2 separate regions of the Homo sapiens genome follow, and region 2 is linked to region 1. Evidence: chromatin contacts called from ENCODE Hi-C or POLR2A ChIA-PET data. All regions are on one chromosome and are shown on one strand. The core of a region is the stretch at or near the end of the contact, and the rest is flanking DNA. Distances in the headings are between cores, read along the strand shown.

Region 1 (7,413 bases), core at 315-2,814:
ATTCCAGCACTTTGGGAGGCCAAGGTGGACGGCTCACCTGATGTCGGGAGTTCGAGACCAACCTGGCCAACATGGTGAAACCCCGTCTCTACTAAAAATACAAAAATTAGTTGGGCATGGTGGTGCATGTCTGTAATCCCAGCTACTTGGGAGGCTGAAGCACAAGAATCACTTGAACCTGGGAGGTGGAGGTTGCAGTGAGCCAAGATTGTGCCACTGCATTTTAGTCTGGGTGACAGAGTGAGACTCTGTCTCAAAAAACAAACAAACAAACAAAAACAGTGGGCTGAATGCCTCTTCCTCAGGGAAGCCCTCCCTGATACCCCTCTCTCCCCCTCCCTTATGGTCCCTGATCTTCTTGCTCCTACATTCGCTATCAATATTGGCTCAGTGACTTCCCTGCATTTCTGGGCCATCTGATCACAGCTTTATCCCCAGTGCCCCTCCCCAGTCCCGGATGGTGGCCGCTGCTGTTTAGTGGACCCCAGGCTTGTTGTCAAGACACGAAGGTTTGAGGAAACTGGGGGCTGGCTCAGTGAGTGGGCTGGTGAGAGGCAGAGCTGGGACTCGAACTCAGATCTGTGTGGGGCGGAGTCACTGGCATCACCACTGGGCGCTATTTCCTCCTGGGGCAAAGGAGGGAGGCCTCCAGGAATCTGAGGATTCAGGGCTGAGCAGCGGGAGGCAGGTGGGGTGTGGGTGGGAGGGTGGAGGACCCGAGGCCAGGATCCGAGGCCAAATTTGCTGTACTGAGATCTGGGTGATTTGATGGGGCAGGGTATGGTGGGGCATAAAATACGGCTACCTGCACTGAACTCCCCGGGAGGGAGAGGGAGAGGGAAGACCAGTGGCCGGGAGAGCAAGCCAGACTGCAGGGCCATTCACACGTCCCGCTAATCTGAAACAAACCAACGGGGAGGCTCAGGGTCCCGCTTGGAGGCCCTGACAGGGTGATGATATACAGATTTTTAAATAAATGTATCTCATTAGGGACGCGTTGTCTGGTGAGAGAAAAATGATGTCCTTCCCTGCCCTGCCTCCTATTTCCAAAAAGAAAAAAAAAAATCCAATGCTACAGCTAAAAAGGAAATTGCATTAATACAGATTGTTTTATTTAAAAAACCTTGACCTCGACTTCAAAAAAAGTCATTAGACATTCTCTTTCTCAAAGGCTGCCGGAGTGATTACGGGGAGGCCTGCTCCTTTCTCAATGACTTACTGTTCCTGCACTGCTCAGGGAAATGTGTGAGGGATCGGGGAGTAATTTAAGGCTGCCTGCAGAAAGGTGTGTAAATCTTTGCACGTTTAAAGAAACTTTACCAGACCACTAACTCAGAGGAAAAGAAAACTGGAAGAGTCCGCACCCCCTCCTCCTTTTTTCCGTTTCTTTCCTTTGGAACTCTGATCTCTTTGATCGTAAACATGATCATATTTCACTCCCAAAATATCAGCAATCAGCGGACTAAGGAAGTGGGAGCCCACGGGGAGTTTCGCCGCCGATTAGGCCCTTGGTTTAATTATTTAACGCCTGCCTGGATCGTGCAGGCTGTGAATACACCCTCCTGGCGCGGGTTCAAGAGTAAGTTATAAATAATAATAACTATTATATCCCCAATTAAGCCCGTGAGCTGAGAGCCTGGTCCCAATCCTCAGCCCCGCCTGGTCGTCAGCCACTGTGCTCCCCATCCTCACATGCCCCCCCACGCTGTGTGCAGTGGACAGCCTCACACAGCTCCACCGCACCGCAGGGGAATCGCAGCAAGATGTAGGGCCCGGGGAGGGAGGAAGGCAGGCCCTGAGGGCTCCAGAAGGCTCTGGGAAGTCTCAGGGCCCCCCAGGCCTCAGCCTGTGCCCCTCGCCTCAGGCATCCTTCCCACGACTCCCAGGGAAGGAACGACAGGGGAGAGTGGGGAAAGTTTGCCAGGAGACAATTTGGAGAGCAGTAGTGGGAGTTGGGTCCCAGATTCGCGGTTAGTCCTTTCTTCTCCGAGCCTCAGTTTCCCCATTTGTAACTGAAGGGAGTTCTCCAGCAAGGGTCATCCTGGGAGCTGTGTCTGTCCCAGAAACCCAAAGCCCACAGTTTGGAAGACGTCTTTGTTGGAAGAGTGGTCAAGCCTGTCCGAGTTCAGTCTGCAGTAACCAGGCTGCCACAGCTGGACCGTAGCATCTCCTCAAGAGGCCCACTGGGGTTCACGGCCCGGTGCACACCCGGGATGCCTCAGTGTATAGTAGGTGCTCAATAAATCATGGTGGTGTGAATCATTCAGGATTGTTTCCCATTGGGCTCCCTGTGAAGCCTGCAGTCCCTGAGGGGTGGCAAGGGGGTTGCCTGGCCTACAGCCCTGCTCTCCTGGAGCCCTGCGCCAAGTAGGCACCCAAAAGTAGCTTGTCATTTGTTTCCACACCCAGATCTGGGCCTGTCCTTGCTCTGCTGGGTCCTCAGGATTCCAACCTACCTAACAGCCCCCACAGGATTGGCCAAAGTACAGTCCACCACCCTGGTGCCGGTCATTTCCTGCCAGGTGGGCAGTGGAGACCCTGACCACCAGCATTCCACCAGATGCTCACTCTTGGGCTCGCCGTGTAGGGAGCCCTGCTATGTGCCAGCTGCCCCCGCCTCCTGTAGCAGTTTCTCCTGTGTAAGGCTTTGGGGACTTCATGGTGAAAAGGACACACAAAGTCTTTGGACTCTCATCTACAGCGTCAAGAGGGCACAGCAAACAGCTTACAGTGAGGAAGCTGAGGCTCAGAGAGGGAAGTGAGTTGCCTAAAGTCACACGCAAGCCCACAGTGGGACCGGCCTTGAACCCAGCAGGATCTTCCCACTTAGGACAGGTTCTCTCTCTATGTTGGCTTTCTCGAAGCCTTTCTTCCCATCCATAGGTGATGTTCACTGAATATTTTCAACATATGGGCTCCTGCTAGGCTTTTTATTATACATGGATCTTTTCATTTGATTCTCAGAACCCTAGCAGGGAGGTGCTATTATTACCTATGGCTTCACAAGGATGGAAACTGAAACCCAGAGAGGTGAAGTGACCCAATCAATGTCCGGCAGCTGGAGAGTGTCGAATGTGGGGCCAGCACCTATAAAAGATTTAAAACAAAAACAGGAAAACAAAGAACCATGTGGGAGGAGAAGAAAAGGGGGGCTAATACACTGACTTGCCACCTGGACAGATAGAGCTACTGTGATTACATCATAACACTAGCTCTGGGTTTCCTGGTAGCCAAGGCAAAAAGGGGAATACAGCAGGTTGCCCAGGTTTCATTATTTGTTTTTTTGTTTGTTTGTTTGTTGTTTTTTTAAAGGAGAGACTATAATTCTTCAAGGAAAAAAAGATAACTTCCTGGCCCTTAATTCTCATGGAACAACTTGGCGTGATGATTGAGAGGCTGACAAACTTACTGGGACACAGAGCTTAAGATCTCTGAGCCTCAGTTTCCCTTCCTTGCATGAGAGTCGTAAGGAGGCTTTGAGACAATACGGTTTAGTATTAATACATTGCCTGGCTTACAGTAAGGCTCCTTAAGTGGGACCCTGCTATTGTGGAGCTCATCTTTATCTTTGAATTTGCAAGTAGGTCAGAACCTTTTTCAAAGGGGTGTACGATTTCAACCCTCACCAAGAGCTGAGCACCAGTCACTTACTTCAGCAGGGTATCCCAGTCAGGAGATCCTCAGGAAGGAAACCAAGGCTAGGAAATGTTGAGCAGCGAGCCAAGAGAGATAGCCAGATATTCTACCCCCCCGAGCTCAGCCTCCACTTCCCAGGGGATAGACTGGGGTCTGGGATGAGCAGGGAGCTCCACTGTAATCTCAGCCTGACACAATATTTACAGAACGCTGTGGTCTGTCACGGTCACACCTAGTCATGTCTGAGTCACATCAGCCTGCGGTGTTTATGATTCCCCAGACACACAGCAGTGAGCACAACTTCGCCTGTGTGCCTCTGTGTCCCCTCCCTGTTCAATTGCCTTCTTCAGAACAGGCTCTTGGGTCTGTGGCTGCAGGGGCTGATCAACTGAACCAGAAGGGCTGCAGGATTCCATCTTGTCCTTGGTCTCTGTTTCCCCATCTGTGAAACGGGCCTAGTCCTTGAGTCATTGACGATCAAGTGTCTTGCAGAGGTTGTGATGGTTTAAAAATGACACTAGGCCGGGCATGGTGGCTCACGCCAGTAATCCCACCACTTTGGGAGGCCGAGGTGGGCGGATCATGAGGTCAGGAGATCAAGACCATCCTGGCTAACACAGTGAAACCCCATCTCTACTAAACATATAAAAAATTAGCCGGGCTTGGTGGCGGGCGCCTGTAGTCCCAGCTACTTGGGATGCTGAGGCAGGAGAATGGCGTGAACCAGGGAGGCAGAGCTTGCAGCGAGCCCAGATGGCACCACTGCACTCCAGCCTGGGTGACAGAGCAAGACTCCGTCTCAAAAAAAAAAAAAAAAAAAAAAAAAAAAGAATGACACTAATGTAACTCAGTAAGAAATAGAGAACTGTTCCAGTGGAAAATCAGTCGTGAGGCCGGGTGCGGTGTCTCACACCTGTAATCCCAGCACTTTGGGAGGCCAAGGCAGATGGATCACTTGAGGTCAGGAGTTCAAGACCAGCCTGGCCAACACGGCGAAACCCTGTCTGCCTGTAATCCCAGCTACTCAGGAGGCTGAGACACAATAGTCGCTTGAACCTGGGAGGTAGAGGTTTCAGTGAGCTGAGATTTCCCTTCTGCCTTCCAGCCTGGGTAACAGAGTGAGACTCCATCTCAATAAAATAAAATAAAATGGGTAGTGAATATAAACAGACATTTCACAAGTAAGAAACGCAAGTGGCCATTAAATATCAGACACTTACCTTTAGCAATAACTCCAGATATGCAGATTGAAACAGAGAAATACCTTTTGAAATTTAAAGTAAATTATAGTAGTTTGTGCTAGCAAGGATACAGAGAAGCTGCCAGGAGTAGAAGTTGATACAACCTTTCTGAAGACAAAGTGGTAATATTATCAAAAGTCTTCAATCTGTGTAGAATCTTTGACCCAGTGTGTTAGTTTTTTGTTGTTGTTGCTGTTTAGAGACAGAGTCTTGCTCCGTCGCCAGGCTGGAGTGCAGTGGCGCAATCTTGCTCACTGCAACCTCCTCCTCCCAGGTTCAAGCAATTCTCCTGCCTCAGCCTCCTGAGTAGCTGGGACTACAGGTGCATGCCGCCACGCCTGGCTAATTTTTTGTATTTTTAGTAGAGACAGGGTTTCACCATGTTGCCCAGGCTGGTCTCGAACTCCTGAGCTCAGGGAATCCACCCGCCTCAGCCTCACAAAGTGCTGAGATTACAGGCGTGAGCCACCACGTCCAGCCCAGTATGTTAGTTTTCTATTTGTTGTTACAACTCATCACAGGCTGGTGAGGTGGCTCACACCTGTAATCTCAGCACTTTGGGAGGCCGAGGTGGGTGCATTACTTGAGACCAGGAGCTTGAGATCAGCCTGGGCAATGTGGTGAAATCCCATCCCTACAAAAAATTAGTCGGGTGTGGTGGCCTGCACCTTAGTCCCAGCTACTCCGGAGGCTGAGGTGGGAGGATGGCCTGAGCCCGGGAAGTCAAGGCTGCAGTGAGCTATGATCACACCACTGCACTCCAGCCTGAGCAATGGAATGAGACTTTGTCTCAAAAACACAAAACAAAACAACAACTTATCACAAACCTATGATTTTAAAAACACAAATTGGGCCAGGCGTGGTGGCTCAAGCCTGTAGTCCCAGCACTTTGGGAGGCTGAGGTGGATGGATCACTTGAGGTCAGGAGTTCAAGACCAGCCTGGTCAACATGGTGAAACCCCGTCTCTACTAAAAATACAAAAATTAGCCAGGCATGGTGGCGCACACCTGTAATCCCAGCTACTGAGGAGGCTGAGGCACAAGAATCGCGCGAACCCAGGAGGTGGAGGTTACAGTGAGCTGAGATGGTGCCACTGCACTCCAGCCTGGGCAACAGAGTGCTCGCTCTGTCTCAAAAATAAATAAATAAATAAATAAAACACAAATTGATTATCTTAGCTTTCTTGGAGTCAGAAGTCCCGGGCTACAATCCAGGGGCTGGCGGGGCTGTATTTCCTTCTGGATTCTGTTTCCTGCTTTTTCCAGCTCCTGGAGGCTACCTGCGTTCCTTGGCTTGTGGCTGCCTTCCTCCATCTTCAAAGCCAGCAACAGCCAATAGAGTCTTTCTCACATCACATCACTCCGACAGCAACTCTGCTGCCTCCCTTTTCCACTTGTGATTACTATATGGGGCCCAGCCAGATAATCCAGAACAATTCTCCAGTGTTAAAGTCAGCCGATAGGCAGGCTTAATTCCATCTGTTACCTTAATTCCCCTTTAACACATTCATGGGTCCCAGGGATTATGATATAAACACCTTTGGAAGGTCATTATTTGCCCACCACAGCCTATTCTAGGTATTTATTCTTTGTGTGTGTGTGTGTGTGTGTGTGTGTGTGTGTGTGTGTGTGTGTGTGTGTGTGATGGAGTCTCGCTCTGTTGCCCAGGCTGGAGCGCAGTGGCGCGACCTCGATTCACTGCACACTCCGCCTCCCGGGTTCACGCCATTCTCCTGGCTCAGCCTCCCAAGTAGCTGGGACTACAGGCGCCCGCCACCACGCCCGGCTAATTTTTTTGTATTTTTAGTAGAGACGGGGTTTCACCGTGTTAGCCAGGATGGTCTCGATCTCCTGACCTTGTGATCTGCCCGCCTCGGCCTCGCAAAGTGCTGGGATTACAGGCGTGAGCCACCGCGCCCGGCCATTCTAGGTATTTATTCTTAAGAAAATAACGGTGTGGCCAGGCGCGGTGGCTCACGCCTATAATCCCAGCACTTTGGGAAGCCAAGGTGGGCGGATCACCTGAGGTCAGGAGTTCCAGACCAGCCTGACCAACATGGAGAAACGCCGTCTCTACTAAAAAGTACAAAAATTAGCTGGGTGTGGTGCTGTATGCCCGTAATCTCAGCTACTCCGGAGGCTGTGGCAGGAGAATCGCTTGAACCTGGGAGGCAGATGTTGCAGTAAGCCGAGATTGTGCCATTGCACTCCAGCCTGGATGACAGAGACAGAGTGAGACCCCCTGTTCAAAAAAAACAAAAACAAACAAACAAAAAAAAAAAACAAAGAAAGAAAGAAAGAAAAGGAAAGGAAAAAGCAAATGGGGAAACTGAAGCCTAAAGAGTTTAGGAGCCTTAACGAAAGCCCATAGTGGCCGGGCGTAGTGGTTCACACCTGTAATTCCAGCACTTTGGGAAGACGAGGTGGGCGGATCACCTGAGGTCAGGAGTTCAAGACCAACCTGACCAACATGGAGAAACCCCATCTCTACTAAAAAATACAAAAATTAGCTGGGCATGGTGGTATATGCCCGTAA
Region 2 (7,403 bases), core at 4,703-7,202, 1.0 Mb after region 1:
ACAATGCAATGATTCCCCATGAGGCAGGAGATGGTCTGGATGGCAGCAGGTGGCCTCAGGGAGCAGCAGTCAGGGCACAGCCCCCTGACTCCAACCCCCTGTCTGCTCTGGGGCAATGCAGGGAGGACATTTCAGGTGGAATTGAGTGCAAGGTTCTGGAAGGCAGGAGGCGGCTCAGGGAAGTTGTGGAGGAAGGGCTGGGTGTGGGGTGGGAAGGGACTCGGGCAGAAGAGGAGGTTGTGAATGGGTCGGAGAGGGCTCCTTCTGGCTGCCCCTAGACCCACCAGAGGGGCAGGCAACAGAGGAGGGTGAGCTGGAGGCTGGAGGGGCCAGGGAAGACGGACAGGGAGGGCGCCTGCCTCCCACAGACCCCAACCAGCCTGCCCTCTTCAACCTTTCCCTGCTGTTTTCCCCAGGACTCCTTTTGCCCTCACACTCCAGTCTCTCTGTAGCACCCTGTTGCTCCCTCTTGGTGATCCAGCTCTTGAAAGCCTCTCCAGGCCTCCCGCTCTTTCGGAAGCCGTGCCTCTCCCCCTCTGCTTCCTTCATCTCCGAGTCTTTGTACCCCTGCGTCTCCGACTCGGCCTTTCATCTGCTCCCTCCACCTCGGCATCGCCTTGCCTCAGTCTCCCCCGACCCCTGTCTCGCCCCCTCTGCTTCCAGAAGCCTGCGCCTCTGTCTCTCCCACCGCCCGGTCTCCTGGTGTCCCCGGCGTCTCTCCCGTCGTTCCCGCCGCCTTGATCAGCCTGGGCTGTGGCGCTGGCATCGCTGGCCTGGGGACCGGGGTGTGGGCGATGGAAGGGGGTTCGAGAGGCGCAGGGGAGGGGCTTCCCCTCCTCCGCCCCTGGGCGCCTGGGGAGACTCGCGTGCCAGTCACCTGCCGGTCGGGGCGCCGACTTCGCGCCTACGCACTCCACGTGGGCGCCCCGGGGCGCGCCTTTGTCTCTCCCGAGCCTTGAAAGCTAATTACATTGGGAGGGGACAGGGGTGGGGTGGGAGAGGGGGCCGCTGTCCCCATTCACTGAGCCGAGGCCGCCACTCCGCCGGCAGCCCCGCGCAGGCCTGGCCCCGAGTCACGTCTGTTGAAACCGTTTTTTTCGGCCTCGCCCCCACCCGCCTTGGCAGCCAGCCGCGCCTTTGTACGCGCCGGCGGGGGCGCCCTGGAACCCTGAACCGTCTTACGGGGAACGGGGGTGGGGGGAGGGGAGCGGCGCGGGCCCCACGCGAGGAAGGAATTTCCTGGGCCACTGCGAAAGATTGAGGCTCAGAAAGCCAGAGAGAGACGTGCGAGGAGGAAGCGGAGAGGGTGTGCGAAGCTGGAGAGGGAGTCGGAGCGCCAGCGAAAGAGGGGAGCGCTGGGGAAGGAGGAAGAGAAGGAGAGGGGGAGAAGAGAGACGCGGATGCTGGGCGCGCGACGGCAGCGGGCGGAGGAGGGGAGCGGCCGGGAACCTGCGCGCAGGGGAAGCCAGGACGGAGCGCAGCACCGGCAGGGGAGGGTTGCCGAGGGGCTGTGCCGAGGAGCCCGGGTGGGGGCGGCTGGACCGCGGGCCGCGGGACTCACAGACAGTGCGAGGCGGCGCGGGGGCCCCTCTCCCTATGCGGGGCTGGGGCGCAGGGGCTGGGCGGGGCGGGTGGGCGTCTGAGCGCGGCGCGGGCGCATTCTTCGCCTTTTCTTCCTCGGGCTCATTCCGGCCGATCGATACCTGCGCGGGACCTGCCCCCGCCGCTAATATCTTTTTAATGAGTTCGCCAGGCTTAAAGCGAGCGCGATCTGCCCTCCAGGGTGGATTTTCCCCCGGCAGATGTTTCGGGAGGAGGAGGCGCGCGGAGCTCCCGGGAGGGGGGACAAATCTCTCCCTCCGAGGGGCGAGAACAGGAGACTTTCTTCTAAAGTTCAAAAGAAAGACGGGCTTTCACTCGGCCCCCAAAAATGTATTTCTCGGCGGACAATGGGCTTCTTTCTGCGCCTCTGAGGGCCGGCGGGGCGGGCAGGGCGGGGACCCGTGCGCTTTGGCCCCGCCTGACCGACTCGCACCCCCCTCCCCCGCACCCAGGCCCGGGCCCCAGAGCGAGGGCGCAGGAGCCGCGAAGCCGGCCGCCCTTCCGAGCGTCCCCCTGAAGCGCACTGTCGGGACCTGGCTCTCCCGGAGCTAAGCCCCGGCGCACCGGCGAGAACGAAAGCGTCGTGCGGGGCCCTGGGCTGTCCCACACGCCCCCGTTCTCATAGGTGCCTCAGCCGGGCCGAAGGGACGCGCGCTGGTGCCTCAAGGGGAGGACGAACGGACCTCCGGGCTTGGGCCGCGGCCTCCTTCCCCTCGGCGCTCCGCCCTGAGCGGGGCAACAACTAGAAATTAGCCAACCCCGGGCGGCTGCCGGGCCCTGAGACTGTCTTGCCCGCCCCGGCCCAGCCACCCCTCCGGGTCGCCCCTGCTCTTCTCCTCCACTTCCCCTTCAATGTCCCTCCGTGGGGCCGTCGGCCTGCCGCGGCGGCCCTCTCTCCACTCCCGTGGGCTCAGGGGAAGAGGGCACCCGGGCGGCGAGGATGACCTCCGAAGAGCCGCGGCAAATTGATTCGTTCCGCCCGGAGCCGGGGCCGCGTGAATGGGGGCCCGGGCGGCGGCGGCAGCGGAGAAGAGGATAAAGATGTTCTCCCTGAAAGGGGGAGGGGGCGCGGAGCGGGAAGCGGGGCCATTCACTCCTGGCCCGGCCCCTCGGGAAGCCGCGCCGAAGAAAGGGGGCCGAGGCCTATTCAAGTCCTACGAGCCGCCCACAATGGACCGATATACTGAGGGCCTCTCTATTAACGCCCATGAATATTAAAGAGATCGCCAAGTGGCGGCCAGCGGGCGAGGGGGGCGACGGAGCCTGAGAGCTCCGGCCCGGCCGAGGGGAGGGGGCTTTTGCGCGAGCACATTCCGCGCCTGGGCCCCGCGGAAAATGACAAAATAACACGGGTCATCCGCTGGGAAAGCCCGGAATGTTTCCCCTCGAAATCTCCTCCCGGGGAGATGTGAGCACAGGGTCTTGCTCCCTATTTCAATGCACCTTGAGACTGGGCGCTACCTACGGGCTCCTTTTTCCCCGGGCGGGGGTCCAGGTGGGTTTTGCCGCTAGACTAGAAGCACAAAATGTGAGCGCGGTGGAGATTTGGGCGCACCAGCTGGGAGGACGTTCTGCGCTCCGCTTCTGCCCGGCTCCCAGTACTGCTCTCCGGGCTTGCGGGTCCGGAGGAGAGGAATGGGACTCCCTGGCCGCAGTCCGAGCCCGTGGTCACTGCGCCAGCGGAATCCAAGCCTCTAACTCTAAGCCGGGGTTCAGGACCCAAACGCTGCACCCCAGCACGGAGGATGCACAGACCTGAGGGCTTCCCGCAGTGGGACGTGGCCCTGGAGAGGGCAAAATCCTCGGGGTTGTCGTGGGGTAAAGTGATCTTACCCAAAGAGAGACCAAGCAAAGAAACCTCAGTTCACAAAGTCCAACTCAAACCATTGCACAGACAGGGACACCGAGGCCCAGAGAGGAAAGGGGCAGTCCACAGGACACACAGCAGTCCTTATCCCCCTTTGGTGTCCTGGAGGAACTGAGGTCGCTTTCGGGGCTTGGGAGCTGCCGCAGCGCTTGGCTCCTGGCAGCGCTCCCCGACGTCGTCTCCCTCGCTCCTAGCACTTTGTCCTCTCCACCTAGGTCTTCCCAGAAGCCAAGAAGTAGGCCCCGGTGAGGCTCCCCTGCAGGAGCCATCGGACTCCATACGCCCCCTCAGACTCGAGCTCTGGCCAGGGAGCCGATGCGACCCACAAGCTGCGTCGAAAAATGAGTGGAGGGTTCGGCGACCCTAACCCACCTCCCTCCTCAGCAGCGCTGCCCTCTGCTGGCGCCCTGCCCAACGGTCCTGCCTTCTGCCAGGTGTGCCCTTCCTTGGGCTCCAGCCTCGGGCGGACCCGGACGCAGGGTCTGAAGGCCAGCTACCGCCGCCTTCCTCCCTTTGCGTCCCAACGGGGACGGGGGATGCCGGAGACTACTGGCAGGAACTGGGGACCAGGGGTCTGGAGTCTGGACGCCAGGTGTGAGACCCTCTTAGCCAAGGCGCGTCCGGGTGGTGGAGGGGCGTCTATGCCAACAGGCGTTTGGACAGGGTCTCGCTCATGGGAGGTCAGCTCGCTGTTCTTCCACCCAAGTCCTCCGCGCTGAGGAGAAGGTCTAGGGAGTCCACACAGTCCAGCGGAGACTAATCCGTGAGCCTGACCCACGCCGAGAGGGTCCAGGCACCTCTGTTAGCGGCATCTGAAATTGTAGGCTGGTGATGGGAGCCAGAAGTGCGGCAGGTGGGGTGAGCTCCCTCACCCAGCATGTCAGGGCCTGGGGTCCGAGGCTTGAGGCTGACACTGGGGAGCCGCGAAGCCTGCAGGAAGCGGGGCCTTCCGCTGGGCTCAGCAGCTACCTGCTTCGGGAGAGGGGATCGCTGGGCTCCGAGGTGCCTCGAAACCGCCGCAAAGCAAGTCTGCTCCTGGGATGATGGGCAGGAGGAATAGAGGAGAGGAAGGGAAAGAAGAGAGAGGCAGAGGAGAAAGAAAGAACTAGGAGGCAAGAAGGAAGGGGCGCCGCAACGCCACCGGCTTCCCGAGGTTGCAGCTCAGCAAGGAGCCGGAAAGCCGGGCCGCAAGCCGAACCCGCACTGAGGCCTCTCGCGGAGCTGCCTGCAGTTTCTGAGGGACTTCGCTCTCAGGCACGCCTGCTCCCACCTAGGAAGGGTCTCGGGACCCCTTTCAATCCCCCTATATCCCGTAGGAAATTCTTTTCCCAGAGACAGGCTGCCAGGGCGATTCCTGTCCGCCCATCTCGACCCCCGACCTGGCCCCGCAAGGGCCGGGAGCCTGGCCTTCCATGAAGCTGTCTCAGGCCGGGACCAGCCCCAGCCCCGACGGCCGCTGCGGCCCCGCCTCGGCAGCCCCGTGAGCCCGCGGAGGAGTTTCGCACCCGACCGTGCACAGCGACCGAGTTGGCGCGGCCCGTATGAAGCGAAGCGCCGGCTTCAGCAGCGCAGTCTGAGCAGGGGATCCGCGTGGCAACTAGGGCTGCGCGCGAGCTCGGGGCGACTGTGGCGGCCCGGGGAGTGCAGGGCCGGAGAGGGAAGAGGACGCGGGCTCTGGCCGGGGAGGGAGAGCGGTGCAGGGCTGGGCCGGCCAGCCGGGGCAGCAAAGTAAAGGTGAACGCCGGGCTGGGCCAGGCCGGTGAACATAGATCAGGCCTGAGGGGAGCGCGGGGCCCGAAGCCAGGCGTCCCCTCTTGTCTAGCCTGGTCCCTGGAGTCCTAGAGAGCCTCGCCGCACCCCCTCCCCTTCTCCGTCCCCTCCTCTCCTCAGAGCCGGCTGAGCCTCCCTCCCTGCCCTGCGCTTCCCACGGGGAGAGAAGGAAAAACAGGAGGGGGGAGGAAGGACCAGGAAGGGGAGAGAGGAGTGGAGGGGTACTGTTTGGAGCGGTCCGCGCGCCCCCGCCCCTCGCGCTCTCGCGACGAAGGCTCCTCGAGCCCAGCCGGGTACAACAAGTCTGTCCTCCGACGTCAGGGGGTCATTAATAACCAATTAGGAGGGTCACTGCGGCTCCTATAAAGGCGCTGAGATTTTGCCAAGGGGAAGACGGCCCCGGCCGAGTGTGCGAGAGGCTAGCGCGCGCCTGAGCCCCTTGCTGCCGCTTCCCTGCAACCACCCGCCTCTCACCCACCCTGCACCCCCCGCACCCGCCTCCGCCTCCACCCGCGTCTCTCCACCCTCCGCGCCGCCTTTGCCATCTCTACAGATTTCACCATCTCTCTTCCCCTCTCCCCCTCGTTCGCTTTCCTCCCAGTCGCCCCCTCACCTCCCGCTCCCTCCTGCGTCCTCCTCCTCTCCGTCCTCCCCCTGCTCTGGTTCCTTCTCCATCGCAGCGCTCTCCTCTCGCCCCTTGGGCTCCCCTCTCGCCCGCCCACCTCCCCCGTCGGCCCGGCCGTCCCCCGGCGCCGGGGAGCTCCGGGCCGCCCATGATGGGCTCCGTGCTCCCGGCTGAGGCCCTGGTGCTCAAGACCGGGCTGAAGGCGCCGGGACTGGCGCTGGCCGAGGTTATCACCTCCGACATCCTGCACAGCTTCCTGTACGGCCGCTGGCGCAACGTGCTCGGGGAGCAGCTCTTCGAGGACAAGAGCCACCACGCCAGCCCCAAGACAGCCTTCACCGCCGAGGTGCTGGCGCAGTCCTTCTCCGGCGGTGAGTCCAGCCGTCGGAGCCCGGCGCAATCCCTCCTCCCGGCGACCCCCATTCCCGTCCTGGCGATGCGCGAGACGCGGCTGGGATACCCGGCCTCGCTGCTACTCGCGCCAACCTGGGCTCTCCCGGCGCTCGGTGCACCTCAGTTTCCCCATGGGCCAAACCAGGACGCGAGCCACCAAGCAGCTCCGCAGCCCACCCGGCTCAAGGACCGACCCCGGCGACCCCGTCGCTCGGCCCCGACGCCCCCGCCGGCCCCTCCCTTCCCCTCCTGCGCTTGAGCTGGCGGGTTCCCGGCATTTACAGCCTTACTAGGCGTGTAATAGCAGTTGACTCAAAAAGAAGGGGTTTTAAATTCATTTAGTTAACTTGGGCTTGACCCACGAAAGTTCCCACTTAAACCAAGAACTTTAAAAGGCAGCCGGGGCTGGGGAGGGGGTGGAGGGAGGGCGGGCGGGGAGAAAAAGCCGCGGGGAGAGCGAGGGAGAGAAAGAGAGAGCGAGAAAAGTTTCTTTTCTTTAAGATGTCTCAAGTTCTTATTCCTCATTCATCAACCCGCAAACAATATCTTTCCCTGGCTCTGGCATCTCTGCGCGTCGCCCTCTTTTCCCCCTTTACGATTTCTGTTCCTCTCTTAATTTACCGTGAAGACTAATTCCACTTCCATTCACGCTATGTCAACCATCTAATCCCCCTTTTTTGTAAGGGGAATTCCTCGGCCCCTTTTAAACAAGTCCCCTCCGCATTGAGCTACAATTTACTGCTACAGCATTCTTCCAGGGCTAATGAATTTAGAATTAGCAATTTCTTTCGAATGGAGCCGAATGAATGCGATCACTTTAACAGCGTGACAAATTGCCCGCCGCGCCGCAATGGACACCGTTTAACCCCCCCCTTTCAGCCGGCCCGCTCGCCGGGTATTTTCCCAGGTAGCTTAGAGGGGAACCTTGTAAGACATGGAGGCCGCCCTTGTGCGCCTCGCCGCTTCCAGCCCTGCCGCAGATGCCCGACAGGGGAACCCTCGGGGAGCTGGGGGCCGCCGCGGCTCCTCCCCGCCCAGAGAGATGACATCGGGGTTTGTCTGAGCCCGGGCGCCGCCCTCCCTGGCACCCCAGGGCCTGGGAGCAGAGAGGGACTCGGGCGCGCCCGGGGTCACACAGCGAGCGCA

Evidence for each region. A loop is a pair of places that touch in the nucleus more often than their neighbours do. ChIA-PET counts read pairs that join two places held with the same protein, here RNA polymerase II (POLR2A).
Region 2: a loop to region 1 is called in a map of breast epithelium, with 18 times the contacts of the local background. The contact joins the promoter of PRDM12 here to the enhancer-like site in region 1. A Hi-C loop is called at or near these places in 1 of 168 maps with a recorded cell type or tissue (breast epithelium). POLR2A ChIA-PET finds 5 or more read pairs at or near these places in 1 of 52 experiments (activated T-cell).

The regions. Positions count from the first base shown.
Region 1 is chr9:129,653,132-129,660,544 of GRCh38, forward strand. No RefSeq gene overlaps it. Among named protein-coding and RNA genes, the nearest start is that of PRRX2, 8.8 kb to the right of the region's middle. Within about 2 kb of position 1,565, at least 2 of the 41 ENCODE cell types and tissues checked have a DNase peak (open chromatin) inside an H3K27ac peak, as active enhancers do.
Region 2 is chr9:130,658,642-130,666,044 of GRCh38, forward strand. PRDM12 (PR/SET domain 12) reads left to right here and starts at 5,953. Exons shown (of 5, transcript NM_021619.3): 1 at 5,953-6,235. The coding sequence starts at 6,013. RefSeq lists enhancers at 4,395-5,236, 6,527-7,200.